Linked DNA regions of Homo sapiens: region 2 is linked to region 1. Evidence: chromatin contacts called from ENCODE Hi-C or POLR2A ChIA-PET data. All regions are on one chromosome and are shown on one strand. Each heading gives the region's core, a stretch centred on a gene start or an enhancer-like site at or near the end of the contact. The rest is flanking DNA. Distances are from core to core; before and after follow the strand shown. Region 1 overlaps TGFBR3 (transforming growth factor beta receptor 3). Region 2 overlaps TGFBR3 (transforming growth factor beta receptor 3).

Region 1 (6,631 bases), core at 1,782-4,281:
GTACCTCAAAGACCAAAATCCCCTTCTATGCCCCATCCCCCACTCAAACATACACACATTCACATACATTTGCTCTCTGATTTTAATGATAAATGGCTAGAAAAAAATAGATCACAGCACAGTAATATCGAGAGTGAATGAGGTTGGAAGAAGCTGCTTATTTCTTGAAACTTCTAATCTTAGATACCCTTTTTTCCTTATGAGCATGCAAAGTGACTAAGCCTGACATAAGTAAGCTGGCCAAGGCCTCTGGACTAGGTATTTTAGGTTATTAAAAGCCAGGCACTAGGGTCTCATCTTGAAAACGTCTGCTTGTCCTAGGGCTCCAAGTCTACAGACCTTGCAGGAGAGAATGCTCAAGTTTGGAATACAAATAAAGCAAGATTAAAAAAAAAAAATTAGAGGCCGGGCATAGTGGCTCACACCTGTAATCCCAGTACTTTGGGAGGCCAAGGCAGGTGGACGGCTTCAGCCCAAGAGTTTAAGACCAGCCTGGGCAACAAAGTGAAACCCCATCTTTACAAAAAAAAAAGTCAAAAATTAGCTGGGTGTGGGGGTACATGCCTGTAATCCCAGCTACTCGGGAGGCTGAGGTGAGAGGATGGTTTGAGCCCAGGCAGCAGAGGTTACAGTGAGCCGAGATCATGCCACTGAACTCTAGCTTGGGCTACAGAGCCAGACCCTCTCTCAAAAAAAAAAAGAAAAAAAGAAAAAAAAATCAGGTACATGGAATAAAGTAAAAAGATACATTTAAAAACCTAGTCCCTGCCCAGCACTGTGGCTCGCGCCTATAAACCCAGCACTTTGGGAGGCCAAAGTGGGTGCATCACTTGAGACCAGGAGTTTGAGATTAGCCTGGACAATATGGCAAAACCCTATCTCTACAAAAAATACCAAAAAAAATCAGCTGGTCATGTTGGCATGCACCTGTAGTCCCAGCTACTCGGGAGGCTGAGGCAGGAGGATCGCTTGAGCCCAGAAGGTTGAGGCTACAGTGAGGCATGTTTGCACCACTGCACTCCAGCCTGAGTAAGGGAGTGAGACTCTGTCCTCAAAAAAAAAAAAAAAAAAAAAAAAAAAAGTGCTGCAGCAAGTTTTTACTAGTTTTATGAAATACAGTCCACATACCATAATATTCAGCCTTTTAAACTGTACAATTCAGTGTTTCTGTGTGTATTCACAAGGTGTGGTATATTCACCACTATGTAATTATAGAACATTTTTGTCACCTCCCAAAAGAAATCTCGTATCATTAGTAGTCATTCCCCATTTTCCCCTCCCATCAGCCCCTGGCAATTACTAATCTACTTTCTGTTTCTATAGATTTGCCCATTCTGGACATTTTATATAAATTGGAATCATACAACTTGTGACAATTAGCATCTGGCTTCTTTCACTTAGTATAATGTTTTCAAGACCCATCTATGTTGTGGTATGTATCAGAACTTCAATCCTTTTTATGGCTAATATTCCATTATATGGATATAGCACTGTTTTCATCCACTCATCTGTTGGTAGACATTTGGGTTGTTTCCACTTTTTGGTTACTGTGAATAATGATGCTTTGGACATTTGTGGACAAGTTCTTGGGGACATGTGTTTTGCTCAGTTTTCCACAGAACCATTTTACATTCCCACCAGCAATGTATGCGTGTTCCAATTTCCCTACAGCTTTCACAACCCTTGTTATCGCCTTTTTTATTAAAGCCATCCTAGTGTGAAGTGGCATCTCACTGTGGTTTTCATTAGCATGTCCCTAATGACTCATGATATTGAGCATCTTTTCATGTGTTTTTTGGCCATTTGTGTCTTTTCTCTAGAAACCGTGTATTTAAATTGTAGTATGTCCTTAAAGACAACTTCATACTGTGGCTCTCATTTTAGCAAATTCAGGTTGAAGGTTCAGGCATCATCACCCAGTTAAGTTATCTTACTTTTTTTTTCAGTGTAGAAATGAATGCATAAATAAAAACAGGCTTATGTGATCCTTCTAAGAGATTATTTGCAGTTTCAACATGGCACACTGAGAGGGTAAGATGATTTTTATTTCTGATTGTTCTCTGGGCCACCCATACACCCTGCAAAAGGAAAACTATAAGATTATTACAACTTCATCACGTGTGTGTGTGACTCACACTCAAAGATTCACTACTTGAAACTCAGCCTGAAAGCATCACTCTTCATCCCACTCATATTTCCTAGGTAACCAGAATAACCAGATAAAGGAGCTGCACCTGCAGAGAAAACCAAATCCCACTTTCTCCCTGCCTGACACGTTCCCTTCTTGCCTGTGCTGTGAGGGGGTGAGAAGGACTGAAATGATTTGACAGAAAAAGACAGATGCCTTTATTACTAGTATTAAAGTATGTTTTCAGTCACCCTCAAGGGTGGCTGCGATGTCCTGGGTAACATAAGGCCCTCCTAACTAATTATGAAAGTTTTCCTTTTTTAATTTGGGCAGTCATAACAACACAGACATGTCCATTTAAATAAAAAGGTCACCCTGATAAATGAGTAGATGCTATTACTTGAACTTTTCTCATTGCCCTATTTAAAAAAAAACAGTTAAAAGTTCTGTAACTCTACGTACACAGTAGACAGCTCTGAGACAGAAATGCAAACCATCCAGCAGCATATCAGGAAACAGGCAAGGATACATGCATCGTGGACTGAGAGTCAAGAGACCCATTCGCTTTCCACAGCTCCTTTAGGCTCCCTGGGTAACCTCGGAGAAGACAGTGATGAAAACGGTGAAGCCTGAATTTCCAGAGATCCCGTGGGCCCTCTGAAGTGTTTGATGAACACTTTATATAAAATAATTTAGTTATCTTATCCCCAAACTTTAACTCTTAACTATACAAATGGATAAAGAGAACACACTACTGGATTTCTATTGATCACCAGACCCTCTGTGGCAAAGGCTATCAAGGAGATGAGGAGAAACTAAAATTCATTTCAGGCCACAGAGAGGAAGGGAAAAGCCTGCCCAAGGAGAGTGGCCCAGCTTGTGCAAGGACTTGCATCACTCGTTGTCTGCTGATGTGAGAACGTGAATGAACAACAGATGTTCCATCGTCTCTTCCAGGCCAAGAAGAAATGTGCAGACGGGAAAAAAACCGTTTTCCCTAAAGGAAGCCTGCTGGACAACAAAGCAGAGTTCAGGTGTCCTGGAATTTAAATCCTTGACTTCTCCTGATGCTGCCTCCCACGTGTTGGTAATTTTAGGCTCATTACTTGATCTGCAATCTCCTTACATGGGATTGATCCAAATGGGGCTGACGTTCAATTGTTTACTAAAGCGGCCACCTTCTTTCATTGTTAGTGTCTAAACTGATGACCAAGAAGCAGTTTTTACAGATTTTAAGCAAAATTAAAGCAAATTAATAACTAAGAGTAAGACACTTTCCGTCAAAACCCATGAACTGGCAGACTGAAGAAAGAATCCAGGCAGCGATAAGTACAACTATGACATACGTAGCCCACACTTTCATCTGGACCTATAGCCCAGAGAAACAGAACCCCTTTTGATCTGGGGCCAGCCAAACTAGATATTTCATAAATACAGATGCAAATTCAACACCCGTCCCACATGCTCTTTACTGTGACTAGAAATAAATAAGAGCAGCAACAGCAGGTGATGTCTATAAACATTTTATATGTGATCTCACTTACTCAAGATAACAGCCCTATGATGCAGGGCCTGAGAAAAATCCGGCTTAGAGAAATTAATTTGCCCAAGGTCACTGCTTGGATCTAAACCAGGACATGCACTGCCTTTGCTCATAATGCCTCCATAACCTGCCCACTGTGGTAGCCACTAGCCTCACATAGCTACTAAGCACCTGAAATGTGGCTAAGCAGGACTGAAGAACTGTAATTTAAGTAGCCACGCACAGCTATTTCCTATAGTATTGGACAGTATAGCTCTACAGTATGAGGGCTAAATGTGCATATGACTTTATGATCAGAGCCATTAGTATTACTATCACAAGTAACTTTAATTAGAGGAGACTGACAGTGATTATGAGTACGAAGGCAGACAGTTTAGCATAACAGCTTGTAGAATGGGTCCCATCTAGGTTTGAGTACCAACTCTGCAAGTAACTAGCCATGTGATTTGGCCCACTACTTAACTTCTCTAAATCTTAGTTCTTCATCTATAAGAAAGGATCTACACTATGGTACTGTAGAAGGCTATCGTGAGAATTAAAGTATTAGAGCATTTAGTGACCTGAAATATCCTAAGTGCTAAATAAATGTGCTAGTAATAACAACTAAATAATTACTGATTTTTGATTTTTGGCCTTTTTAATATAGAATAAGAGTTGCAATTCCCAGAAAAGGCTACAATAAAGTTATTGTAATGCCCACCTTGTAAATGTACCTTTTGAGTTTAAATGTTTTCTTTTGAAATTAATTTAAATTTACAGCAAAGTTGCTAGTACAAAGGACTCTACTATACCCTTTTAACTAGATTCATCAGTTTTTAAAACCTTGCCACATTTGCTTTATTCTTCTCTATACAACATGTTTTTTTCCTGAATGATCTGACCTTTTAGCCCTTAATCTTAAAGAGTATTAAGTATGTTTCCTAAGGATATTCTCTTACATAAAAACAACATAATTATCAAATTCAAGGAATATAACATTGATATAATATTTTAATCTATAGGCTCAATTATAATTTATTTATATAAAATACAATCCACTGTCCCCCTAATGTCTTTTATAGCAGCTGCCCCACTCCCTACCCAACAGGATCCAGCTCAGGATCACATGTGTCTTGTCTTTTTGTCTCCTCTAATCTGGAATGGCTCCCCAGCCTTTCTCTGTCTTTCATGACTGATACTTTTGAAGATTATAGGCCAGTTATCTTATAGAATGTCGTTCAATTTGGTTTTGTCAGCGTTTCTTCATGATTAGATTCAGGTTATATGCATTTCTGGCAAAAATACCACAAAAGTGATGCTGTGTTCTCTCTCATTTATAGGCACACAGCGTCCATCTGCCCCACATTGCTGATATGAATTTTAATCACCTGGTTAAGGTATCATGGGATATCCCCAAGGTATATAGTCACTATTTTTTATGTGTAATTAATAAGTAATTTGTATGAAAGATATTTTAAGAATATCTAAATATACTACTTCCTGAACTCCCTCCATCTCTGCTAGATTTAGCATCTGTTGATAATTCTTGCCTGGTCAACTTTTATTATGATGGTTGCAAAATGATCATTTTCTAACTCCTTTGCTCCTTCTAGATTTTCTAGTTGGCATTTTACTATAAAGATGAGCTTTTCCTTTTCTCCCTTTTATTCATTTATGTACTTATTATAATAATTGTATTGACTATGGATTCTTACATTATTCAACAAGAACCTTTGAGTTTTTAGAAGTACTCTTCAAACACAGGGGAAAGAAACTACAGATCTGGATTGAGAGACATTAACTGGGCAAAGTTTATTCATGAGGCAAGAGGAAAACTATTAACTGGGGACTCCACTTGTTTTGGATGCTTGTGGGCAAGAGAGGTTTAAGGCCTCAGGCACCGCAGTTAGGACATTAGCCTGCAGCTCTCGTAATAGACAATGTGAGTTACAACTACCAAGTTGCAGTGCTGCTCATCATCAGACATGATATCACACCAAAAAAATTCCATCCAAACAACCCATCGATTTCTCCACAACTAGCACACTTGAATGTTCTGGCAAACTCAAAGGGACATGATTTACAAATAGTAGGTAATATTTGGATCTTTCGACAAGAGCTGAGTTCCAGCTTGTTTTTTTAATAAAATACAAATGACTTCATTTTGGAGCTCACTGTGTCACTTTCTCAACAAACAGATCCTCATATCAGGAATTAGGCCTGTGTTATATACAAATAGTATGGGTCCGTGCATATTCATTTTGTGGTCAGGGACCACACACCCGGTAGCCAGTTACAATATTTACAGGGCTCCTGATGCCACAAGGGGGGTTTCAGAGCTGAAACCAAAGCTCAGGCCACACAGAGTATGACGACAGGTCCTGCTCTAATGTGCGCACTAGACCCCAGCCTCTGCCCACAGAAGATGGGCAGGTGTGTCTGCTTTCTGTGAATGCTTATCTATGTCATCATCCAAATATCACTAAGTGCATCCTCCAAATTTAACACTCTTTGGACTCTGGCATTATTTCAGTGAAAGTAAGCCTTTATGAAAAGTTTGGCAAAGTTTAAGGACCATTATGTCCTTGTGCTAAGGATCAGTTTGGGGGAGGTTTAAGCACTTACCAAAAACAGTCTGGAGACCCCAGTGGCAAGTCTCTCTGTCTTCAGATGCCACACCAGGGGGTGTGGGGAGTTGAGCAGGAACACAACAGACTTGTGGTGGATGTGGACTGAGGAGATGGGATTCAGGTGAAGTGTGACCTAGGAAGCAACAGAAAGAGGGCAGAAATCTTAGCCCTGGCTTTCCATGAAAATCACTCAGAGCAGCCTCTGGAATACTTTTTTTGCAACTCACTATCAACAGAAACAAGCTATAATGTAGCTCAGATTCTATGAATAAGATACATTAAGTTGAACCAGATGATATTGCCAATATTTGACCATTTTTTACTACAAAATGGCTATTTCATATTAGTCAA
Region 2 (6,631 bases), core at 1,513-4,012, 42 kb before region 1:
TTGGGGGTAAAGGGCGACTTGAGGTTTAGGGTTATATCCCATCATGTCATCCCCTGAGGCTTAGAACTCTCTTTACGATTAATTTTCCCAGATTAACACACATGAAGCTGGGCTGTTCCAGGCCAGGTCAGAGAGAAGTAACAGCCAAAGCCACAGCAAAGATCCCTGGTAACTGCTAGGTCTCCCCTCCAAGACCTCTAACCCTTAAACGTTACCCTTCTGCCCACAGGAAGCAGCTGGTCCCACAGCCACACATGAAGCTCCTCATGGCTCTCTACCACTGTCCACTAAGCCCCAACCCTGATGGTGAATGCCTACAAGGCTAAGGCATCACCGCCGCAAAAGCAAACCTAGGAATATAGTCTAAATCACTGTATATGTGCTCCCCAATGATTATGATCATATCTGCTCTATTTTCGTATGCAAACAAAATTCTCTTGGGTGTTATCAGAGAAAAGGATGCCCAGGGGACTATAATGATGCAAGGAATTCAGATCAATTGTAATCTATTTGGAAATGGTGGTTTTTCCTCCTACCTCCATACCTAAGACTTAAAATCTGTGAGTTAAATGAGAAAATTCCATACATACATTATTAATAACACTGCTTGATTCTTAGCCTTTTAGACATTGATATATGACTGCGAAAGGACTGGAAATCAGTTTACTCTGTGTGAGATAGCCACAGAATAAATGCACATATGAAATTATACATAATTATGGCAGATCACAGAAACAAAACTATGGCAGAAGATACCTTTCATATACAAGACCAACCTAGTGGGTATCATAGTTAACCTTGCAGATCTCCCCTATCAAATGCATTCCACCAAGGTCAAATGGTTCTGCTTTTTGTTATGGCAATAGAACATTCAATCTGGAGAGTGACAGGAGGCAAATATGATGAACTGATATGAAACTGAGAAAAGCTAAAATATTTGTTAGTTTCCCCTAGAAGTCTCCCTGAGACAAGTCAACCTTATATTTCACACAGAAAAGGTTAAAAAACAATGACAATGCCAGTCCCAGCAGGACCTGGAAAAATTAATTCTCACAATGAACTTGTCCTTTCGGCTTGCTGTGTTTTTGGCCTGCAAACTATCTGAAAAGCAAAGATAAAGCCAGAAATCTCCCTCCATGGAAAAGCGTCTTGATTTATCACTCGTAAGGTACTACTAAGTAGCACGCATGGAAAAAAGAAACTCATGCTGTCAGGATTTATTATCTAAGACTCCATAAAACTCACAGTTCCCTGCTAATAGTGACTTTAATATTTCAGTTGGGCAGTTCCAAAACAAAAAACCTCAACCTGCAAGACCTTGGGATTAAACTTTTCTGCCTCACCTAAAAATGCCAAAATAACCATCCGAATGGATGAAGGCCCACAAACCTTAGGCAACTTCTGGGGGTGCTTCTCCATCTTCGTACACAGCGTCAGCTCACACTGTAGAAAGAGCAGTGAGGTGTTGAAGACAGGCTTGAAGACAAAGCTGAATCGCTTCTTATCCATGTCAGCTTGCGGGATAGGAAAGTGCACTCTCTTGGGACTGTAGAATTTCACAGATTCATCTTTAGGACAAATATTCTCAATAATGGTGTAATGAGACATCCTATCAGGGTTCGAATATGGAGAGATAAAGCACGTTTGGATGGCAAATCCCAGTTCTTGTTCAGCCTTAGTAACAGATACCTATGAAAGAACAGAAAGATGAATTAGGAAATGAGTTAGCATCTCACTTTCACTTTAGGCACAAGGACCATATGCCAAGACAGCCCTTCAGATGACACGCTGCTTTATCTTCATAACATAGTTATAGCCTTCTTTCTAATTACAAAAGTAACACACACACATTGAAAGAAAAAGATATTTTCCACTTCAATTTGATATAGATGATGACAGTGAATTATTTCTTTCAAATATTAGTCCATTAGATTCAAATACAAGATGAGTAAGTCTCTTCCACCTCCCAATGAGTCCTCTGAGAGCTAAAAATAAAAACATATTTTGCATTTAAAGTGGATTTTCCGAAGTAAATAAAACACCAGTAGGCAAAGTCCCTAATGTTTTAATAGTACAACACTTATAAGCTAAGCTCTTTTTAAAGACTGACCAAAAAATAGAGTTCAGCGGCAAAATCTATTTAACCTAGGCAGGAAGACTGAGCTTCTAAATTGCAAAAAGTCAGAGTAAGCCTGATGAGAGTCCTGCTTCATCGGCGAGAAGGCAGAGCTGGCTCCGGCGCTGGGTGTCAGTGACGGTGCAACCTGGAGGCCATCATGGGCCTGGTAAAGTGTCCCAGCTGCTCACAGATCCAAATCAGCCTTGCCAAGTACTCCCCCTTCGCTCCATAAGCCCAGGGGTAGTTTAGGGGAAATCTAATCTGGAAACGTTTCCGACTCATTTATACTTCCCCCTTTGAAAACACTTGTATGGGCTACGTCCAAATTTTGTTAAGGTTCTTTTCCTTAGAAACAGGAAGTAATGTTTAGCCAAGTGTAAACAGAATTCAAACCTCAACTATCCTGAACTTAGCTAAAATCCCCAGACCAGAGGAGATTCTCCATTTGGTGACACGTGGATCACTGCATGAACTGCCCCTCCCTGCTATGCCTCATTCTTTGACTAAATTTAGGATCAAAATAAACTTAAACACTTGTAGAAACAGCTAGTCCTTACCCATAGACCAACAGCCGCAGAATCATTTCAAAAGACATGGAGATAGAAACAGACTTTCCACGCTGAGATACCCAGGGGAAACCCCTGACATCACATGGGGCTTTGAATCCGCAGCACTGTTGTGAAAGATTCCTACGTGGTGGTTAACTGCAGGACACTCAACAGTGAAAATGCTAATGAAGAGGATTCTGATAATGTCACTGTGGTGACATTCTGTAAATACTAACACTTCAGTATTTTTGCAATACTTCTGAAAAACAAGATATTCTATCTTGGAAAGGTGGCAAATTACATATGTGCTATTACTAAAAACTGCCGTTTAACATGAACTCAGAAACCACATGCCAAAATGTGTAACAGAGGGACTGCAAATCTCTTCTCTAATCTCAAAAGAAAGTATGTAGCGGCAGAATGTCTAAGGTATCCCAAAAAGGGATACCTTTGTAGCAGAGGGAAAAAATATATATTATTTTTTAATATATTTTATGTATATATAGTTTATATATATAAATTATCAGCAAATCTTTTACTAAAAAGGATTTTACTTTTAGACCAGAAGTGAGTAGGAGAAGGACTACGGGCTTTGTAGTGAGACGAGCTCATAAAAATTACATGCTCTCCTGCTCACGTGCTGGGCACCGAGACTCAGTTTACTCACCTACAGAATGAGAACACGAATACCCACAAGATATCATAATTGTGAAAACTAGCAAAGTAAAAGTTACATGCAAACAACACAGTTCCCAGAGTGTCAATAAATGCTACCTATTAGTAATAGTAGTATTCTAGATTTAAAATTTTGGGTTATTAACAACTGGGTTTGTAAATTCCCCAAGACAAATGAACCAAAAGAAAACTGCCATTATGTGACCAACAGTCACCTGGAGATGACCAATGAACAGGTGGCAACACTGTTAACTTGGATTATGAAAGGGACTGTATGGTGTAGAGGGAATAGAGGATAAACTATGAGAAATATAGGTGATATATGAAAAGGTATAAATGGGAAAACAAGAATGGAAAAAAAAAACTACCAATAACACACTTCAAGTAAGCCAGCATTTGAAGGATGGGGGAAAAAACCCAAAATATCCAGGGTAAGGTACAGGAGGAAGATTGACCACTGATTAGCATAAATCAGCAAAGCCAGGCATAGATTTGGAAAAGAACAATCTGCAATTATGCAGCACCCCTGAAATCCACAGCGCAATAGGGTGCTGTTGACCAACTGCCCATGTGAACTGTACAGCCAGAAAAGCAAGAGAAAAACAGCCATCTTGGCTTAGGAAAAGCATGTAGAAGGCAGTATATTTTCCCCAATGGAGAAAGAAGGTGTGCTCAAAGAAAGAGAACTCTCAGAATGGGGGAGGGGCAGAATCCATATGATCAAGGAAAACAACATCTAGCGCCAGCGGGCTCTGTCCCAGAGTCAGTGCGAATGTGAGAGTTATGTGTCTTTCCAAAACAGAAACACGTGCACCAAAGTCACTTTTAACATATGGAAGTACCCCACTTTGACCCTTTAAGCTTCTCACCCCTCCCACTATGAAGCTGAGCTTGCAGCTGAGCACCAAAACCAGCTCATTAGATGAGGACCTTCCCATAAGACCAACAGATGATATGCCCACTTGAAACACTAAGGTTGAAACATGAAAGGTTGTACCCAGGGCACAAGAAACAGCAGACATCCTGGTGCCATAAGGACATTTATCTTTTCTAGAATCCACTCTCTGAACCTGGATGTTTGCATTGATAAGACGTTATGTTTTCTCCCCTTTCAAATGGCACTTTGGAGATAAGTGATAGTCGTATCCAGCGAAGATCAGTCAGAGCTCTGGAGTCACACGGCCTATGAGCACTGAATCTGAACTCCACTAGTACCAGCTGTGTGGCCTCAGACAAATTTGTGCCTCAATTTTCTCATCCATAAAATGAAGATATTATTAGCCTCCCTTATAGGATGGCTCTAAAGAGTTAACTAACTGCTGCAATACTTACAACTCTGTTTGGCACATAATAAATCTGCAGCAAATGTTAGATGTTGTTATTTCATTATTACCGCCACTGCCTAATATTGTGTAGTCACTCCAGATTCCAGATTTAGGTTGCACATGATTATTAACATTATATATAGGAAATAGTTTAAATAAGTTTATACAGATACTCAGATCATGATCTAGAAAAAAAAATGTCATGAGTTATAATAGCACATAGCATTTCACTTAAAAGTGAGTGCAATTTAAAAGATAACAAGTCAGTTTCAGTGGCGGCATGGACCCACAGGGATTTGGCTGCCCTGCTGGGGGCTAAGGGGACTGTGCAGGGAAAAAAAAAGAAATAAAAGATAACATATGAGGTGGTTTTGAAATATTCCATGGTTAACTCTAACACTGCAACTACTGAACTACTGTTCCAAAAGCAAAGGACAGGGCTTTACCAGTAGAATTCACACTTGCCAATTTTTTTTTTTGTTAACATTCATCTACAAAATACTGTCTTCACTTAGCATAATGTATTAAATCTTGAAATTTCCTGCTTTGGTCAGAAGTCAGTCTGGAAGCGTTCTCTGAGCCAATCCCTCATCAGACCTGTTGAAGGTCTGTGAGGTAGGACAGGAAGAGGTCTGTACAGGGTATTTTAGCTGATGTCTAAGGAACTATAGCCCAGCACTAACCTAAAAGGTCAAGGCTAACTTTCAGGTCTCACCTCAACATAAACGTGTCCATTCTCTGGCACAGAGAAGACGCCCTGGGAGGGCACCAAAAAGAGGTCAGTGTTGTATAGCTCCATGTTGAAGGTGATGTTTCCGTGGGGCTGTTCCTGGAAGCTGCTGGGGTTCCTCACCTGCTGAAGGCTGCAATTAAACTGGAAATAACAACCCACAGGAAGATTAATGACAGTCATATGAAGGATGAAGGCCCTGTAGCTTCATGAGCTTTGGCTTTTAACATCTGATTTTATTTTCAGATAGTCCCTAACTAAAGCCAACAAAATAGACAGCATTTTCCACAAACCCCCTACTGATAACAAACACATACCACCACGATTTCAGGTCGGGTGAACAGGGAAGCATCTCCTTCATCCATATCTCCCGGAAATCCATTATCACCTGACTCCAGATCTTCATAACCATCTGGCCAACCACTACTGTCCCCAAGGGCTGGAACCTGTATCACAATCTAAAAGGCAAAGAAAGCACAGCCAATGTTATAAAAACACCAAACCATGTGTGTTTGGTTCTGCCTCACACAAACACTCATGTAATCATTCTGATGCAAATTGAAAATCTGACTTTAAGACAAAATAATAAAATAACATCCAGGCTTTTTCGAATTATATCTTCAAAGTGATGAAGAATAAGGAGAAACCCAATGCAGGTTCAAGTTAAAAGCTAAACTAATATTTGTATCTTCTCTTGTGAAAAATAAATATTTATGTTGTAACCATATTGAATAATTACAAATGATTTCAAATGGTGGGAAAACACTAGATACTAGAATGGAGTTGAATGGAGTTGTCAAGAGACTTGCCTATACCGTGAGAAGGGGCTTCCCCTTAAGAGTCTTTATATTATAAACTCTAAGAACTACTAGCAGTTGGCGAATACAAGAAGCTTTGGTTATATATATCCTTTAAGAGTTGTAGAAAGTTTGGTTGGAGTCAGCAGCGAAGGACCTAATGTTTGGTTATATATATCCTTTAAGAGTTGTAGAAAGTTTGGTTGGAGTCAGCAGCGAAGGACCTAATGTTTACTATGGAGCACATCTCTTCATTGCCGCTCTTGTACCCCTCTAACTTTTGCTCATTTCTTCCCTAAGAAATCTTTCTCTATGGTGTATGGATGTGGAAAAGAATACGTTTTATTCCAGGAATCTTTTTTTTCCACCTTTTTCGCTATCCACCTGCAGATATATTCCCGGAATCTATCTTGACATAGGTTGAAATTATGATTCCT

The links. A loop is a pair of places that touch in the nucleus more often than their neighbours do. ChIA-PET counts read pairs that join two places held with the same protein, here RNA polymerase II (POLR2A). Pooled maps may share reads with other maps.
Region 2: a loop to region 1 is called in a map of natural killer cell, with 2.9 times the contacts of the local background. The contact joins two enhancer-like sites. A Hi-C loop is called at or near these places in 4 of 168 maps with a recorded cell type or tissue (K562, gastrocnemius medialis, heart left ventricle and 1 more), 15 of 37 single-sample maps with no recorded cell type and 18 of 50 pooled maps. POLR2A ChIA-PET finds 5 or more read pairs at or near these places in 6 of 52 experiments (AG04449, IMR-90, Panc1 and 3 more).

The regions. Positions count from the first base shown.
Region 1 is chr1:91,752,338-91,758,968 of GRCh38, forward strand. TGFBR3 (transforming growth factor beta receptor 3) reads right to left here. Exons shown (of 17, transcript NM_003243.5): 4 at 6,276-6,413. Among named protein-coding and RNA genes, the nearest start is that of TGFBR3, 130 kb to the right of the region's middle. RefSeq lists an enhancer at 599-1,099. Within about 2 kb of position 3,032, at least 11 of the 41 ENCODE cell types and tissues checked have a DNase peak (open chromatin) inside an H3K27ac peak, as active enhancers do; they include gastrocnemius medialis and natural killer cell, where a contact is called at or near this core.
Region 2 is chr1:91,710,854-91,717,484 of GRCh38, forward strand. It overlaps TGFBR3 (transforming growth factor beta receptor 3), which reads right to left. Exons shown (of 17, transcript NM_003243.5): 11 at 5,715-5,855; 12 at 5,383-5,541; 13 at 1,390-1,689. Among named protein-coding and RNA genes, the nearest start is that of TGFBR3, 170 kb to the right of the region's middle. Within about 2 kb of position 2,763, at least 18 of the 41 ENCODE cell types and tissues checked have a DNase peak (open chromatin) inside an H3K27ac peak, as active enhancers do; they include gastrocnemius medialis and natural killer cell, where a contact is called at or near this core.